Linked DNA regions of Homo sapiens: all the other regions are linked to region 3. A link is a contact called in ENCODE Hi-C or POLR2A ChIA-PET data. All regions are on one chromosome and are shown on one strand. The core of a region is the stretch at or near the end of the contact, and the rest is flanking DNA. Distances in the headings are between cores, read along the strand shown. Region 1 holds the start of CLN6 (CLN6 transmembrane ER protein). Region 2 overlaps ITGA11 (integrin subunit alpha 11). Region 3 has its middle 45 kb from the start of RNU6-1. Region 4 overlaps PIAS1 (protein inhibitor of activated STAT 1).

The links. A loop is a pair of places that touch in the nucleus more often than their neighbours do. ChIA-PET counts read pairs that join two places held with the same protein, here RNA polymerase II (POLR2A). Pooled maps may share reads with other maps.
Region 1: a loop to region 3 is called in a pooled map, with 2.5 times the contacts of the local background. The contact joins the promoter of CLN6 here to the enhancer-like site in region 3. A Hi-C loop is called at or near these places in 4 of 50 pooled maps. POLR2A ChIA-PET finds 5 or more read pairs at or near these places in 4 of 52 experiments (B cell, HCT116, MCF 10A and 1 more).
Region 2: a map of naive thymus-derived CD4-positive, alpha-beta T cell shows a loop between it and region 3 (3-fold over the local background). The contact joins two enhancer-like sites. A Hi-C loop is called at or near these places in 1 of 168 maps with a recorded cell type or tissue (naive thymus-derived CD4-positive, alpha-beta T cell). POLR2A ChIA-PET finds 5 or more read pairs at or near these places in 2 of 52 experiments (Panc1 and activated CD4-positive, alpha-beta T cell).
Region 4: a map of GM11168 shows a loop between it and region 3 (2.0-fold over the local background). The contact joins two enhancer-like sites. A Hi-C loop is called at or near these places in 2 of 168 maps with a recorded cell type or tissue (GM11168 and ovary), 1 of 37 single-sample maps with no recorded cell type and 3 of 50 pooled maps. POLR2A ChIA-PET finds 5 or more read pairs at or near these places in 4 of 52 experiments (H1, HCT116, HepG2 and 1 more).

What each region holds. Positions count from the first base shown.
Region 1 is chr15:68,227,980-68,232,456 of GRCh38, reverse strand. CLN6 (CLN6 transmembrane ER protein) reads left to right here and starts at 2,729. Exons shown (of 7, transcript NM_017882.3): 1 at 2,729-2,955. The coding sequence starts at 2,873. RefSeq lists enhancers at 1,985-2,034, 3,265-3,344, 3,375-3,444 and silencers at 2,686-2,865, 2,635-3,224.
Region 2 is chr15:68,296,829-68,300,843 of GRCh38, reverse strand. It overlaps ITGA11 (integrin subunit alpha 11), which reads left to right. Exons shown (of 30, transcript NM_001004439.2): 30 at 1-4,015. Among named protein-coding and RNA genes, the nearest start is that of FEM1B, 21 kb to the right of the region's middle. Within about 2 kb of position 1,608, at least 14 of the 41 ENCODE cell types and tissues checked have a DNase peak (open chromatin) inside an H3K27ac peak, as active enhancers do.
Region 3 is chr15:67,882,849-67,887,071 of GRCh38, reverse strand. No RefSeq gene overlaps it. Among named protein-coding and RNA genes, the nearest start is that of RNU6-1, 45 kb to the right of the region's middle. Within about 2 kb of position 2,356, at least 26 of the 41 ENCODE cell types and tissues checked have a DNase peak (open chromatin) inside an H3K27ac peak, as active enhancers do.
Region 4 is chr15:68,152,234-68,156,604 of GRCh38, reverse strand. It overlaps PIAS1 (protein inhibitor of activated STAT 1), which reads right to left. Exons shown (of 14, transcript NM_016166.3): 7 at 2,910-3,015. Among named protein-coding and RNA genes, the nearest start is that of CALML4, 51 kb to the left of the region's middle. Within about 2 kb of position 1,569, at least 2 of the 41 ENCODE cell types and tissues checked have a DNase peak (open chromatin) inside an H3K27ac peak, as active enhancers do.

The DNA of each region.
Region 1 (4,477 bases), core at 1,480-3,979, 350 kb before region 3:
GGCCTGGTGCAGTGGCTCACGCCTGCAATCCCAGCACTTTGAGAGACTAAGGCGGGCAGATCACAAGGTCAGTAGATCAAGACCAGCCTGGCTAACATGGTGAAACCCCGTCTCTACTAAAAATATAAAAAATTAGCCAGGCGTGGTGGTGCATGCCTGTAGTCCCAGCTACTTGGGAGGGTGAGGCAGGAGAATCACTTGAACCAGGGAGGCAGAGGTTGCAGCAAGCCGAGATCGTGCCATTGCACTCCAGCCTGGGCGACAGAGCAAGACTCCGTCTCAAAAAAAAAAAAAAATATCGGATACAGCTATAATTGAAAAGTAGTGGGAACCTCTACTAAAAGAAAAGTCAAAACCACCAAGATGCATAATACCAAAGGACCTTCTCAGCTGAAAGATTTCTTGATGCTGGCCACTGAAATTGCAGCTCAGAGAGCTGAGACTAGACTCCCTTCTGATGTGCAGGGCCCATGTTCTCAGATAATCACAAACAAGATCCTGCAAATGTGTACCCCTCAGCTTTACTCTATCCTCCTCCCCCAAATTTCCATGCAATTTAAAGAGCTAATGAAGATGGTGTTTTTAAAGTGTCCTGGTGGGATGGGAAAGAGAGGGGGCTGATAATCCCACCGGACAGGGAGAATTCTCATCTTGTTCATTCAGAAAGGCCCAGCCCCCTGCCAGGTTGGACTCCCCTCCCCTCAAGGGGTAGCAGCGGACTCCAGAAAAAAGGCAGATGTGTTTGTATTTAAGAGATTGGAGGATTAAATGAGCTAGAGAGGCTCCCTCCACACGGCCTCATCCTCTGATGGCTGGAAGCCCACCTCTGAGTGTTATTAAATCGATGATGACATCATGGGCACTGCATGCCCCTCCCTCTGGAGCCCAGCAGGCTTGCAAAGCCTGCAGAGGATAAGAAATTGGGGTCAGAGCGGGAAGCCTCAATCCTTCTTCTCTGGTGTATACCGAGATCGATGTGTAGATCAGATTCACCAGAATTAAATCTGGGGCCCCGTCTGAGTGCTGTCCTTGGCTGACCCTTGGGCACAGTACTTCAGCTCAGGGCCTAGGTTTTTCTCTGCTACAAAACAGAGACAATCACCTGTTCTCCTTACGACCTGGTGTGTGTGGATCAAATGAAACAAGGAAAGCTTTAAAGCAAATGTGTTCTTCAGGGGACCAGGGGCGGAGGGGGGGGATTGAGGTGTGGCCTGTGGGCTGCTAGAGCCCAGGATGGGGCTGATGGAAAATGACTCCCAGGCAGGCAGTCCTAGCCTCCCACAGCCAAGAAAGGACATGCAGGTTCTGACCAAAGGGGAAAGAAATAAATCCAATAAACATCTCCCAAGAAGAAAGACAGGAAAGAAAATAGAATGGAAATAGGCATAGCTCAGACCCCTCATGGTCTGGGAAGCAGACCAAGGATACTGGGCAGGGGAATGGCACATTGCATTTGCATCTGAGGCACATCCCTTCCAAGAGGCACATCCCTTCTGCAGCGGCTTGAGGGCTGGGTGAGAGGAGACAGGACTGGAGACCTGCACATGTCGTGTGCGCCTGGTGTAGCACGGGGGTGGTGGGGAGAATGGGAGTTGGTTGCAGTTGTTCTAGTTAGCGGCCTGGGCTGCTGACAGTGACCGTGGGGAGGAGAGAGTTTGTGACATTGACAGTGGTGTGGAAGGTAACCTTTCTGTGGAGGGAAACCTCAGGTCTCGAGACGGGCTATTGTAAATAACTTAGTCCACCAGTGCTGGGCTCTCTGCTAAGAGTTTCATATAGTCATCACAACTCCAATGTAGTAGATGCAATAGGCATCTTCTTGTTACAGATGAGTAAACTGAAGCTGTGAGGGGTTGAGCCATTTGCCCGCATCACAGCTAGTTCAAAGTGGTACCACTAATGAAGTCCTGGCAATCTGCCCTGCAGGCTGTTCTCAGGTTTGACCTTTGGTTCTGTTTTTCACTTGAGGATGCTGTCCCCTTAGGTTCTGTCTGTCTTGTATGCTCCGGTGACTCACGAGCCTGTCCACTGGGTTCCCAGGTCTCGCCTCAGCTTCAGACCACCGGTCCAACAGCCTTCCTGACCCACCTCAAGCTTAATGCGTTCAAAGATGAATCTTTATTTACACGAAATCTGCTCTAGCCCACTTCCCGGGGGGTGCCTCCACTATCCACCCAGGGGCAGAATCCGGCCACTGCCTGAACTCTTCTCCCCTCACCCCCCACATCCAGAGTCCCAGTCACCATACCTCTCACACGACTCTAGATGTCACCAACTCGCTCCTTCCCACTGTCACCGCCAGCCCCTCACTAGAACATCTGCAACCCACGTGCTGCACCACGCGGGTGCTACACGTGCAGGTCTCCAGTCCTGCCTCCTCTCCTCCACCCGTAAGAACAAGGGAAATCCCACAGAACCCTCTGCCCCGGGGAGCATTTAAATCAGCTTAGTCTATCTCCAGGTCGCTACCCCGCCCCAGCCCAACACCCAGGCCTCAGTCACCCTAGACAGAGATTCCCGTACCCAGGCAGGCAAGGGACCCTAACACATCCCAGCCCGCTGGTGGTCACGCGCGCAGCCCGGACAGGCCAGCAGCCCCCGCCCCGCGAGGACGCCACACTCGCAGCGCCCGGCCCTCCCCTAGCGGAGCCCGCCCCGTCTCCCTCCGCCCCGCCTCCCTCCGCTCCGCTCCGCTCCGCTCCGCCCCGCCCCGGGTCCGCAGCCCCGCCTGTTCCTCCCGAGGGCCGCGCGCTCTCGCCGGCCCGCCCCGAACCGCCCCGCGCTGGGAATTTGCGGCGGCCTCCGCCGGGGCAGCCGAGCTGAACCGGTCTCTTCCTCGGAAAGGCAGGGCCGAGGGGCCTGCGGGGCAGCCATGGAGGCGACGCGGAGGCGGCAGCACCTGGGAGCGACGGGCGGCCCAGGCGCGCAGCTGGGCGCCTCCTTCCTGCAGGCCAGGTGGGCGCGCGCCGGGGTGAGAGGGCGGGCTAGGCGCCTGTGCGCTGGGGCCTCGGGACCCGCCACGTGACGCTCCTAGGGCTGCCGGGCGGGAACCTCGTGTGCGGCGCTGGCCGGGGCGGAGCGGAGCGCGGGGGGCTTGGAGGCGCGCTACCGTGGCGGCGGTGCCCCCGCGTTTCCTTCTCTGTCTGGGGAGCCTGGGGCCCAGCGGGGCTCGGCCTCCCCGCTTCGCCGTTGCTCGGGTGGGAGGAGCGCCCGCCCGAAGTTTGGGGTTTTCCTCCCTTCCCGCGTTCCAGCGACCCGGGCTGGCGCCGGGACAGCCGCTGCGCTGGGAGAGCTCCCCAGGGCGGTGGGTACACACACCTCGTCACTCGGACCCCCAACTTATCCGCAAGTTCCGGGCGCCACCTCCGCGTTCTCGGGGTCCCTCCAGCCCTGAGTAGGACTTGATTCTGTCATTTATCAGGAGGCTGTCTGCTTGACCTGGGGCACCCAAGAATGTGCGAATGTAATGGAAGAGACAGCGGGGAAGGGCGGAAGCTGCCGTCCAGAGAATGAATGAGGAGCCCTTCTCAGTTTTTGGTTTATCTCGTTGGGCGAGCAGAGCTCCATTCTACCTTCGTCCCGTTTTACTGACCAGAAACATTCACTGCATTCAGCAGGCATTCTTTAAGCGCCTGTGGTATGCCCAGCGCTGTGCCAGGCAGTAAGGGGGTAGGCAGGGTGAAGGTGGGAGAGGCTTACGGTCCTGTAGGGATCAGGAGAGACAGAGCCCAAGTGGGAGTGAGCGGTCATCTTGGAGGGCTTCATGGAGGAAGTGGCACTTGAGCTGAGTCTCAGAGGACTTGGTAGGGGACCCAGGGAAGACAGGCTGTTCCATCCAGGGAAACAGTGGGGAAGGGCAAGGAGTTTAGTGGTGCTGGAGCTTTCCGGCTGTAAAAGAAAGTGACAGGAGGATGCAGACTGATTGTGAAGGGCCTTTAATTGCAGCAAGTCTAGGACTCGAGTTGAGGACCTAGATTGCAAAACTTAGGGGTAGGCGCACTGCCGTGACCGTGAGTGCCGCCTCAAATGTTGGGCCTTGGAGGCCTTGCTTGTCTCACCCTAGTTCCTGTCCTAGGTGACAGGTTAAGGACACAGTCTTTATCCCATAGGCACTGGGGAGTCGTGAGAAGTTTCTGAGCACTAGCATGCGCAAAGTCCTTGTTAGGAAGTTTTTGGTACGACCTGGATGAAGGGAGAAGTCTGAGCGCTTGGGCTGAGGTGAGGGATGGCTCGTTTCTGCTGCTGCGGACATGCGGGCTGAGCAGCTGCGGACTGTGTCCGTTTTCACTTAGAAACAATGTACTGGCCATAGACCGCATACTGTAGCTCACCTGTCTCCCTCGGCCTGTGAGTTAAGTATTATTTTACTGATGAGGAAATAGGCTTAGATGGGCTGAGGAGCCTGACTGGCTGAGTCCCCGGGCTGTCTGCCCCACGCCGTGTCCAGTGGTTTCATCTCTGCTGTGACCCAACCCAT
Region 2 (4,015 bases), core at 359-2,858, 410 kb before region 3:
TGACCACACTGCAGGCCAAACAGAATGTACCTGCTGGTCAGATGCAGCCCAGAGGTCACTGAATTGCAACCTCTGGACTCTCGGTCAGAGGCAAGCAGCCCTTATTCCAGAACTCCACAGTCCTTCACACCCTTCCCCAGACCTACACCAAGACCAACTAAGTGGTCAAAAGGTGGACAAACTGAGAGTTGTATCAAGGCCCTTAGCCTCTCAATTTGTTATCAAGTTTCCCTTTCTGAATCTATTTACCCTGAAGTATAAATACCCAAGATGAGCCTTAAGAGTGCCTGGTAGAGCAAACAAAGATGCATCTTATAGGGAGCAAAGTCTATGCTAACGCAGTGTTTCTCAATCCTGGCTGCACCTTTGAACCACGGGAGCTTTAAAAGTGACCACTGCAAGGGCCCTACCCACTATGGATCCCAATTTCATTGGTTGGGAGAGGGGCCAAGTTTGTTTCCAACTTCCCCAGATGACTCTAATGGCTGAGAGTTGCAATCAACAGGTAAGTGAATATCCAGGCTGTAAGATGAAGAAAGAGGGGGTTGTGCCCAAGCCCACTGTGCCTCATAAAGCAGATGATCTCTGCAGCGCTGCGCTTCTCAAAGAGTGGTCCCAGGACTGCCTCAGTCAGACCACAGACTCCTAAGTTCCTCCTCAGACTTCATGGATCCAAGCTCTGTGAGGTAATTCTAAGCACATTAAACTTGTAGAACAGCCATCTGGATTTAATATTACATAATAGCTATAATATTCTGCTATTCTCTAATCTTCAATGTCAGTTTCTTAAACTGTCAGGCCTGTCTTTAGATGCCCTTCAACTGTGCTGGGGACTATCTTGATGGCAGCCAGCAAAGAAAATCAGCAAAAACCCCAGTGGAGTTTCTGGGTTTTACTTTTGTTAAGGAAGGTGATGGTTTCTTGACATGACAGGTATCTAGGTGGAAAGGGCAAAGTGCTAATGCAAACACAATGGAGACACTATGGAATAGCTCTGCCTAGGGACATGTGGAAGAGCTTCTAGGAGACAGTGTGGACCTTTCCATCCCTAGAGGTCTTCACAAGATAAATTCCTACCTCCGTCAGTATTCAAAAGGTTTTAGCATCAATACTGTCTGAGAATAAGACATTAGACTTGAGTCAGTCCCCTGGCTTCAATCCCAGGATGCCAAGCAGCCTCTAATGGAGACCGCTGGCTTAATCGTGCTCCTTTCCTGGCATAACAACTCACTGCACCCATGCCTCACCACCACGAAGCAGTCTCCTCACCACCCAAATGTGCCTTGGGTGACTTAAATACAGCCATTAGTATGAATGGTCCCCTGTTTTTATTCAACACCACACCAGTCTTTGCTTTTACCTTCGGCTAATGTGGTTCCAGCCTTTTATCCTGCACTCCTTCTTATAATTTAAAAAAAAAAAAAACTCCCCTACTATCTTTATGTTAATATTAACATCAACTAGGTTCTTCTCAAAGGACAGCCAGGCCTAACTGGCCACGTTAAAATCTGCACAGTGCTTTTGTGTCACTGTCTATTCTATTAGTTTCAACATCATGCTAAAATAGGACAGCATGTTCCAAAACTGAAACTGAAACAGGAACGGAGCCTTGCTGATTTAGCATGAGGAGGGAATTGTAAGCCTTGCACCTGGACACTAAAACTTTTCAATAAGATGTATGCTAAGCCGTACCTAGCAAACTTACCAGGTCCAAAGTAGAGTACAAGCAGAAAGTTATTTTTAAAGGATGGGCACTATCCTTGAGGGACTTACCCTTTCTAATCAGCTTTGCATGGTTTGTTTTGAGACAGTGTCTCACTCTGTTGCCCAGGCTAGAGTGCAGCGGCACCATCACAGCTCACGGCAGCCTCTGCCTCCCGGGCTCAAGCAATCCCACCTCAGTTTCCCAAGTAGCTGGGACTACAGGCACACACCACACTCAGCTAATTTTAGTATTTTTTGTAGAGACAGGGTCTCGCCATGTTGCCCAGGCTGGTCTCAAACTCCTGGATTATCTCCCTGGCCCTGCATTAAAAAAGATGTGCAACAACTTAGTGATGTGTCTGAAATGTTTTCAGAAGGTGGCCCAAGTCAGAGTCAAAAAATTTTTTTATTTGGAAAATTAGAGGAAATACAGAAAATCAAATTTCAAATAGATGCATCTAAATGGAGAACAAGCTTATCAAGGACAGAGTCCATCTTTCTTATTTTTATTTTTGAGACAGGGTCTTGCTCTGTCACCCAGGCTAGAGTGCAGCGGCACAATCACAGCTCCCTGCAGCCTCGACCTCCTGGACTTCAGTGATCCTCCCACCTCAGCCTCTTGAGTAGCTGGGACTACAGACATGCACCACCATGCCCAGCTAATTTTTTTTTTAATTTTGTGCAGAGAGGGGGTCTCACTTTGTTGCCCACACTGGTCTCTCTTATTTTTGTATGCATATCTGTGGTGCAGTGCCTGAAATACAGTAGGTGTTCAATAAGCGCCAACATGCAAGAGTATCTTGCCATTGATTAAGGCAAAAGCAAAACCCCAGTCCGCCCCTCTGATGGACTGAGCACACCAAATTTCTAAAGCACAGGCAAATTAGAAAATATAATTTTGTCTAAACTTGCCAACAAGCTAAGGTTTTGTGAACCACCTAAAATTTGCCTCTCTCATACTGAAATTTTCTAGGTCAAGTATCTGAAGGAATACACTACTGCCAGTATTTTCTTTGGTGATCTGTCATATACAGCAGACATTACTTGAAACAAAGAAAAAAATGTTTTAAAACCTGTCTGGATGATTTCCGCAGTCTCACTAGGTTATTGCAGCCAGGGAGTGACCTAGCAGAGATCTGAAGGTGAGCTTCCCTAGTACTGGCATCTCACAGTGAAAGAGCACTGTTCAGTGGGTCAAGAGACCCAGAGCCTACTCTCAGTTACGACACACATAGTCCTTGTGTGGCCTTTCTGGGCTTGTGTCCTGAACTATAAAATGAGAGGGTGGCACTAAATGTTTTTTTCAGATCTCTATAGAGGCTGGAATGGCCACAGAGAATCTAAATTTGAAAACAAACATGTCCTGAGGGTGTGCTCCAATACCACCCTTTAATACTCTCCTGAGATGTGAAGGCTGGAAATGAGAATGCCATATTATTGTTACTTGCAAACGATTAGTGTATCTGGGACATCCAAAAGAAGTAACTGAAAATTTATTTCTTTAAAAACAAAAAAAACCATTACAGTGCTTTTGTAAAAACATTAATATTTAGAAGTACGTAGTGGTAATAAAAGGAAAATAGTTGTAAGACCTTCATTAAAAAGAAAAACCTAAAAAAAAAAACAAAACAAAACTCTGGATACAGGTGTATGATTTACCTAACCAGACATAGCTTTCTTTTGGATAAAAAAAAAAAAAAAAAAAAAGCTCAGAAGTGCAGAACTGTACAGATGTCCCTAAATCTATTAATTCAATGCTAAACGAAATAATCTCTTAACATGATAAAATTACACCAAACTTCATCTGGAAAAATAAACACGTAATAATGAAAAAAGTTAGCCACTCCCACCTCCCCACTTAAAAAAGACAAATGAAGAAATACTAGTCCAAGGCCAGGTGTGGTGGCTCACATCTGTAATCCCAACACTTTGAGAGGCTGAGGTGGGAGGACTGCTTGAACCCAGGAGTTCAAGACCAGCCTAGGCATCATGGCAAAACCCCATCTCTACAAAAAATACCAAAATAAAAAGAATTAGCTGGGCATGGTGGCACATACCTGTAGTCCCAGCTACTTGGGAGGCTGAGGTGAGAGGATCACTTGAGCCCGGAAGATCAAGGCGACAGTAAGCCATGATGGCACCACTGCACTCCAGCCTGGGTGACAGAATGAAACCCTGTCTCAAAAAACAAACAAACAAAAACCAAACAAATTATAGGAAAATCAACATTTTAAACCAAAGAAGAGAAGGAGAAAGAAGGGAAGGGAAGCCATAAAAGTGTCTTTTTCAAATAGATCATGGGGGAAAAAAA
Region 3 (4,223 bases), core at 1,107-3,606:
GGTGGAGGTTGCAGTGAGCCAAGATTGCACCACTGCACTATAGCCTGGGCAACAGAGTGAAACTCTGTCTCCAAAAACAATAAATAAAATAAAATAAATAGGCTGAGGACAGTGACTCACACCTGCAATCCTAGCACTTTGGGAGGCTGAGGCGGGTGGATCACAAGGTCAGGAGATCCAGAACATCTTGGCTAACATCTTGGCTAAACCCCACCTCTACGAAAAATACAAAAATTAGCCAGGCGTGATGGCACGCCCCTGTAGTCCCAGCTACTCAGGAGGCTGAGGCAGGAGAATCATTTGAACCTAGGAGGCAGAGGTTGCAGTGAGCCAAGATCGCGCCACTGCACTCCAGCTTGAGCGACAAGAGCAAAACTCCGTCTCAAATAAATAAATAAATAAATAAAAATAAAAATTTAGCTGGGCACAGGGGCTCATGCCTATAATCCCAGCACTTTGGGAGGCTGAGGTGGGTGGATCATTTTGTTAAGCTCAGGAGTTAAAGACCAGCCTGGGGAACACGGCGAAACCCCCAGGCGTGGTGGTGTGCACCTGTATGCAGGATGCTGAGGCAGGACGATTGCTTGAGGTTGAGGTTGCAGGGAACCATGATTGCCCCACTGCACTCCAGCCTGGGCAAAAGAGTGAGATCCTGTCTCTAAAAAAATAAATAAATAATAAAAAGAGCTAAATTTTATTATGAGTTTGTATTGCTCTAGGTTCTAAACTGTTCTAAACATCTTACATGTATCAGCTCATGTAATCCTCACAATAAGTGCCATTATTATTCCCACTTCACAAAGAGGAAACTGACTCATAAGGAATTAAATACTTTATCCAGGGACACCAAGTAATTAAGTGGAGTGGCTGGGATTTGAACACAGGACACAAGCAACTAAGCCTTAACAACTACAAGATACTATCAAGTGTAGACCAAGTTGTTACAGGTTTATGAGGTCAGAATCAAAGAAGACAGCAATCTATGTTGTACAACTGGGGCTGGTTAAATAAACTCTGATAGTATCTTATGTAGCCATTAAAATGATGATATAGATCTACATTTATATTGAATGACATTCATGACTTGTTTGTTTGTTTCTTTACTCCATACCTCACCTGGACTGAAATAATTTTTAAAAGCAAGCCAGAAAGCAGTAAAATAAACCTGCACACAAATGTTTATAGCATCTTTTGCATAATTGCCAAAAACTGGAGGCAATTGAAAAGGTGAATGGATAAACAAATTGTGGTACGTCAGTACTATGGAATATTATTCAGCTATAAATAAGAAATGAGCCATCAAGCCACAAAAAGACATGAAGGAATCTTAAGAGGCATATTGTTTTGTGAAGGAAGCCAGCCTGAAAAGGCAACAGACTATACGATTCCGACTATATGACATTCTGGAAAAGGCCAAACCATAGAAACAGTAAAAAGATCAGTGACTGCATGGGATTAGAGGGTGAGAGGTGAACAAGGGGATCACAGGGGATTTTTTGGGCCAATTGTTCTGTATGATACTGTAATGGTGGATATGCGACATTATGCATTTGTCAAAACGCAAAGAACTTCACGCCACAAAGAGTGAGCCTTAATATAAGCCATGAAATGTAGTGAATACTAATATATCAATACTGGTTTATCAATTGTGACAAATGCAAGATATTAATAACAGGGGAAACTGAGGGAGCGGTGGGAGGTTATATGGGAACGCTGCACTAGCTTCCCAAATTTCTGTTAACTGAAAACTGCTCTAACAACTAAAGTTCGTTAATTTAGAAACAAACAGTATCATCGCAGGATATTTCGTGTTAATGTACATCTGTGTTTTTTGTGTACACAAAAAGTCAGGAAGGACATAACCAGAATTAATAGCAGTTGTCTCAGCCTGGTGGGATTAATAGAGATCTTTCTCCTAGTTCTACTTGTTATTAACAACAGCATGCCTTTATCCTGTAAAGGAGTAAAGTGGGGCAGTGGGGGCTGCCCAGGACCGGGGACCAGCGGGCCCAGGAGCGGTTGCTGCCAAGCGACTCCGTGCCCCTAAGGGCACCGCAGTCCTCAGCGTCTGCTCCGCCCACCCCGTCCCTCAGCCTTTGCAACTGCGGGTCCCGAGGTTAGCAAAGAGACCAGAGAATTCCTCCGGTGCGATTGCGTCTGCACACGCGGCGGGCGACGGGGAGCCGGCAGGGCGGGCGGGGTCGGAAGCGGGGCACAGTGGGGCTCGGCCTGGGGCCGTGGACGCTCCGTGCAGCTGTGGGGAGGCGGGGGCGGCGGCCGCGCCCGCGATGCCTTCAGTTTGCTGGAATGTTCCTGCGGCAGAAGTGTACTTTGTTCCAGGGATGGGGGAGGGCGGAGCGGGGGCTGGGCCCCAGCGCGTCCTGGGACTTGGAAGGCTGCCAGCTTTCCGTTCCCAGGGTGCCTTCTGGCGGGGGCGGGCGTTGTCTGGTTTTCAGCATGGGCCGCTGTGGGGTTCTGGAGGGAACCCCTGGATTCCAGCGCCATCCCTGCCACCGACTAGCTGCAGGTCCCTGCGTGGGGTATCTTAACCTCTCTGGGCCTATATTTCCTCATCTGCAAAATGAGGCTAATCACATTAATAATAATGCTGTGATGGTTATAGCCGGGCACTGCTGTAAAGCACTGTGAGGTGCTCTCTGCTCGCAGCAACCTTTGGAGGTAGGTGCTGTTAATATAACATAATTACACTCTTAGTAGACTAATACTCACTTGCTGCCCAGGCCCTTTGGAAAGCGTAGATGGTCTGGCTGTAGAAAACCTGGTCCAGCCTCCTTCCAAGTAGTAAAACGTGCTATTATTATTTTCACTTTAAAGATAGGGACGCAGGAGCTCAGGAAGGTTAAACAACTTGCCCAAGGGCACACAGCTCCTAAGAGGCCATCCAGGATGCAAACCCAGCACTTTGGGAAGCCAAAGTGGGAGGATCCCTTGAGCTCAGGAGTTCGACACTAACCTGGGCAACATAGTGACACTCCATGATATTTAAAAAATATATTTTAAAAAAGGAAAACAAAAAGGCGGGGGACGCAAACCCAGTTAGTCGGTGAAGAGCCGCCACTCAACCTCTACAGAAACTGCCTCACTGCTAGTGTCTGGAAGCCCCATTATAAGCTTATTTGGACATTGCAATCCATGCAGCAATTCTGGGAGAAGTTTCACAAATAATAATTATTAATACTAAGTAATGATAATTATCACCAATTGAGGGCCATAATTTCAACACCATATATGTGCAACAATTATTTTTCCCATTTTAGAGATGAAAGAATCCAGGCGCCAGGTCACTCCAGTTCAATGGGGTGGAATCCATTCATCCTGAAGCGGAAAGGCAGCAACAACTTAGCTCTCACCTCCTTTGATAGGCAGGCCGACTCCTCCAGAGTCTGATTATGCCAGCCAGCCAGGAAGAGCAGCCCTTCCTTCCCCAGACATTGTCAAAATCAACTTTGCCTTGCCTGGTAATCTGAGGAGCTTCTAAGCTGCGAGGGTGTAAGGAGTCTCAGATGATATCTAACACCAAGCTGGGGAGTTGCTCTCCTCTCCCGGGTCTGCTGCTTCCAGGAGCCCGGTTGCCTGGTGCCTGTGGAAACGTTTCCTCCACTGAGTCTACCCAGAGGATGGAGGCAGAGTGCAAGACAGTTGCCCTAAATTGTGGACAAAAGAGAGCTCTGCAGCCGAAGCTCCGTGTCCCATTATCACTAGGCTCCTGTCCCCTCAATCGTATGACAGAAAAGTCATTGGATTCTCAGCCTCCTCCTCGGGTTAAAAGGCTGCCTTCTTTTAATGCAAATGTTGCCACTGCTTCTGGGCAACCCATCCTCCATATATTCTCAACCTCATGGGAAAGAAAAAAACTCTTATCTTCTGTAGTAAGCTTAAATGTTTCACGAATGAAGACAGTTTGGCAAATAGCCACATATTGCTATTGCTGTCATGTGGGCATGCAGTAGGTGCCGAATAAGTGCTTTGCATATTTGCTCCCTCTGTTCCGAATGTTCTTCCTCTGAATACTGACATGGTTCCCTCCCTCATCTCCTTCAGTTTTTACTCACGTCGCCTTTTCTGTGGGGCCTTCCCTGACCATAATATTTAAATTACACTCTCCCAATAGTCCTGATTCCTTTTCCCTGTTTTATTTTTTCCATAGCACGTATCACTGTCTTACACACTGTTATTTGTATTTATTTCATTTGTTGTCTGTC
Region 4 (4,371 bases), core at 320-2,819, 270 kb before region 3:
TCCGAGTAGCTGGGACTACAGGCACATGCCACCATGCCAGGATAATTTTTTTGTATTTTTAGTAGAGACAGGGTTTCACCATGTTGGTCAGGCTGGTCTGAACTCCTGACCTCACTCAAGTGATCTACCCGCCTCGGCCTTCCAATGTGCTGGGATTACAAGGGTGAGCCACTGCACCCAGCCCTTCTTGGCTCTCTCTATTCCAGCTGCACTGGCCTTTTCTCCTGGCATACTCTGTTCCCATCTTGGAGCTTAACTTCTCCTCATACTTATAATCTTGCCTTAAGTATCACAGTATCAGAGAGGACTACGTTCCCCTATTGTACCTCTACAGAGTTCCCTGTCTATCTTCTTCAAGGCACATGTCAAAACTTTAACTCATTAATGACTTGTGCAATTATTTAATGCCTGTCTTTCTTACCAGACTGCAAACTTCTGGGGGATGCAGAGATGGTATGTGTCTTGTTTAATGTTATATTCTCCTGTTCCTGGAACACAGTAGACTCTTAACACAATTTCTTGAATGAAAAGAATAAATGAATAAGCAGGGAAAGGGAGATTTCCTCTTGACACTGAACAAAATAAAGCGAGGACTGGGCACAAATGTAGATAAGCTAAAAAAGTAATTATGGTGGCACTGAGATTAAGGAAGAAATGGGTGGTTTAGGTAATTCATGTCTTGTAGCCCCAATTTTCATGCATTGGCAGAGTGCTGAGAGAGGGGGATAGTGTTTGATTAGATTATGGCTAAGGCTTGAAATAACTGCTGAAGGGAGAAGGAAGAGGAGAAAGAAACTTGATTAAGAGTTGGTAAAAGACTGTTTTTCATAGTTGTGAGGGGACAACTCTACACAAAGGCAGAAACTGCAAGACAAAATCCTACTAAATCAAATGATTCAGAGAATGGAGTTCTCTGTGAAAAGTCTAAATAATACCAACTTTATTCTTTCAAGAACATAAGAGTGTCTGGCTTGACTACTAAAACTTTGCTAGAAGTACTTATTTTATTAAGAATGACTTACAAAGAACATATTTGTAACTGATTTGACTCTTTTAAAATACCTGACATTTCCTTTTGTCAAGTTATTGTAAACAGAATTTTAATTACATAATTTGTTGGGAAAGTTTTTGGTTTTTTTTTTTTTTTTTTTTTTTACAGGCAGCATACAGGTAAAGGTAGATAACCTGTTTTTTAGTAAATTACAACAAATTTCTTACTGGTGGGATCCAAATTAATATTCCATTGGCTTCCCTGGCCAATAAGTAAGGTAAGGTATCAATTTCCACAAAAATCTCATCCAGTGTACAATTATTCTCCACATCCATCAGTATATCAGACTAGAAATAGCTTTTGAATTAAACAGTTTTTGCTGCTTAATGGTAGCTAATAGTGGTTTCTCGGAGAAAATAAAATAATTCAATTCCAGACTCACGTTCCCACTCTCCCTCCAGGTGGTGCTATAGCTACAAGCGGAGAAGAGTTAACAGCTTGAGCAAAGACAGTTGGCCTTATTGTTGTTGTTGCTGTTACTATTAAATAAAATAACTTCATCTGCCTTATTTCTTGGTATTCCCTCTTCCATACAGGCTCACATAATTCTTTGCTTTCTGACTGGCTGAGATTCTAGTATTGTGAGGCAAATACGAAGATTCTCAGTAGAATGACCAGGAATAACTTCAGCAAGATTGTGATAGAAGACAAGTTATCTTATACTCTCCTTCAAGGCAGATGTCTGTCTTTTCTTTCAGGATCCCTACCATCTTCTTATCCCTGCCAAATGGTGCCACCACTCCCGCAGATCCCAAATCAGTGCTGCCCTTCTAGGTCTCCATCATCTGTCAATGCATGCCTACAGAGGCATTAGCCAAAGTGTGCTCCCATTGATTCAGGATTAGCTGCATTTTTAAAGGACCATTTTAATACAGAAAAATTCTTCAATGAACTATTAAGGGTATATTGATATTCAGGGGTAGTGGGATCTTTTACTCTGCCACAGAAATAAGTTACAGAAAGGGGTAATAGCTATGCTACAAAAGGAAAGCTGCTATTATCTTAGTTCTTTCCACCAGAGTGTTCCTAAGTACAAATCTGATAATGGGCTTCATTAATCAGTTCACATCAAAAGTCCTTAAAGGATAGCTATCTAACACCTGCCTATAAAAGTTTTGTTTCTAAGTCCCCAGCCCTCACTCCTAAATCCACGCAGCCCCCGGCTCTCACAAATAAAAGAATAAACGAAGAACTTAGTTCACCTCTTTGGAAAGGCCAAACCCTCTGACCTTAACCCTTAAAAACAGAGGTCAGCACAGCCCCATTTGAAGACCTTGAATCTCAAATTCAACGTATCAAAACAAACCATCCAGTAATTCACACGTATGAACCCAGACTTCGCAGAAGCATTAGAAATCAGACGGCATAAACTTCTTGTTACAGATGAGGAAGATGAAACTCAGGAGCAGCGTTACTTGTCCACAGTCATATAATTGATTAATGGCAGAATTATTATTTCTACCACCCCACTGGCTCTCTTCACTTTGTAAATGCAGGGGGTGAGGCCATGATATAATTCTGTACATTTTTCCTGGATAAACCACCAATCTAAAATAACTTTCTTGAAATTTATGCCAAGATGCCCTTCCCATTTCCCAGAATTCCTTAAACATTGATTTTATGAAGTTGTAGAATAATATTCTTCCATGTTTGTGCACTGACTTCACAAAGTTAATTTTAAGATTAGTAAAATATAGATTATAAAATATAGCTCATGACAAAGATATCAGAACTACTCTAAGAACTACACAACAGGCTCCAGTGAATAAACAAATTCTAAAATTTCTTGAGTTGAGAAAATACTACTCTAACCTTTAACAAAATAGCTGAATAAGTGAAATAAGTTTATCATACGTACTTAAAGCTCTAGAATGATCCGGATTCCTTATTCCCTTTGCTCGTAACCTCTGAAGAAGAACTGTTGAGGACAACTGTTTTACAAGATATACTGCCATGGAATAGTTCTGGAAAAAAAAAGAAGTAGAAAACAAACAACATATGTAAGTAAATAGTACATCTATTTTAATCTCACCATGATAGGGAAAGAAAACTAACACTTCTTAAAACACCTACTGTGTGTCAAGCAGTCTTAGGTGTTTTCATGAACAGTAATTCATTTAATCCTGACCAAAAAGCTGCCGAGATGATCATAAACCTGTTTTTATGGATGAGGATACTGAAGTACAGAGAAGTAAAAGAACTTGCCCTAATTTTGCAATTTTCAAGTAACAAACCTAGAATTTAAACCCAGGTCTGTCTTGGATTTAATATTACCTATACTTGAAGCTAATGAATTTAAGGCACTTACATGAAAGAATACTGTTAAGACTAAGTATAAGCCAAAGACAATAAGATGTCAAAGCTATAAACCATATTTAGTAGGTAACAGATATATCTAAAATAGTATCTATTTTTTTTAAATGACAAATGAGATGGGCTTCCTAATTTATACCTTTTAACCTTTCTCTATGCCTTCAAGTAGCTCTTGAAAAGATTATACTTGGGCCATTATCACAACAAGCAGAGGGAATATTAAAGAAGGTTTTCAAACAGAAGCTGCTGGTTTGGCAAATGAACAGATGAATATCCATTACCAGCAGACAGACTACCCAGAGATGACAGAGGTAGAAGGGGACCAAAAAAAAAAAAAAAAAGAAAAGCCAAAACCAAAAAAAAACAGTTAATCAACAAGCTAAGACTAAGTGAAGGGTACATGGTTGGGTAAGAGAAAGAAAAGACGGCTGAGGTTCACGAAGGGTAGGAAGGAGATCTAAATGAGAAGGATCAGTTTCTATTTGGTGCTGGGATCAAGAGGAAGATCAAGAGACTTGAAAAGAAGTAAAAGGAAAAATAATTGCTGCCATCTTGTATTTTATAGCTACACACATTTTTCAAAGCATTCTTAACATACGCTGCCTACTTCATTTAAACTTTGCACAAGGCCTATTAAGACACAGGTAGGATAGGTATTTTTCTAAGTGAAGGGCTGATGAAACTGAGGCACAAAAAGATTATGCAATCTGCTCATGATTAGGCAACTGCTTGATGACAGAGCAGACACTAGAAACCAAAGGGAAAGGGTGGGAATATTAAGACATGGAACTTAATGCACTCCCCTCTTTTGACAGAAAATATACTACAATACTCTCTGGAAGGTCATATTTTTATTTAAAGTTCGGAAAGCTATCTGTGTTTACATGCTACACATTTTCTGAGAGGGAGGAAAAAGAAGTGTCAAAAAAGCGAATTTACCTTCATTAATAAATTTCACATTAATGAGGAACAAGTAACATTAAAACTTTCCCAGCCGGGAGCAGGGG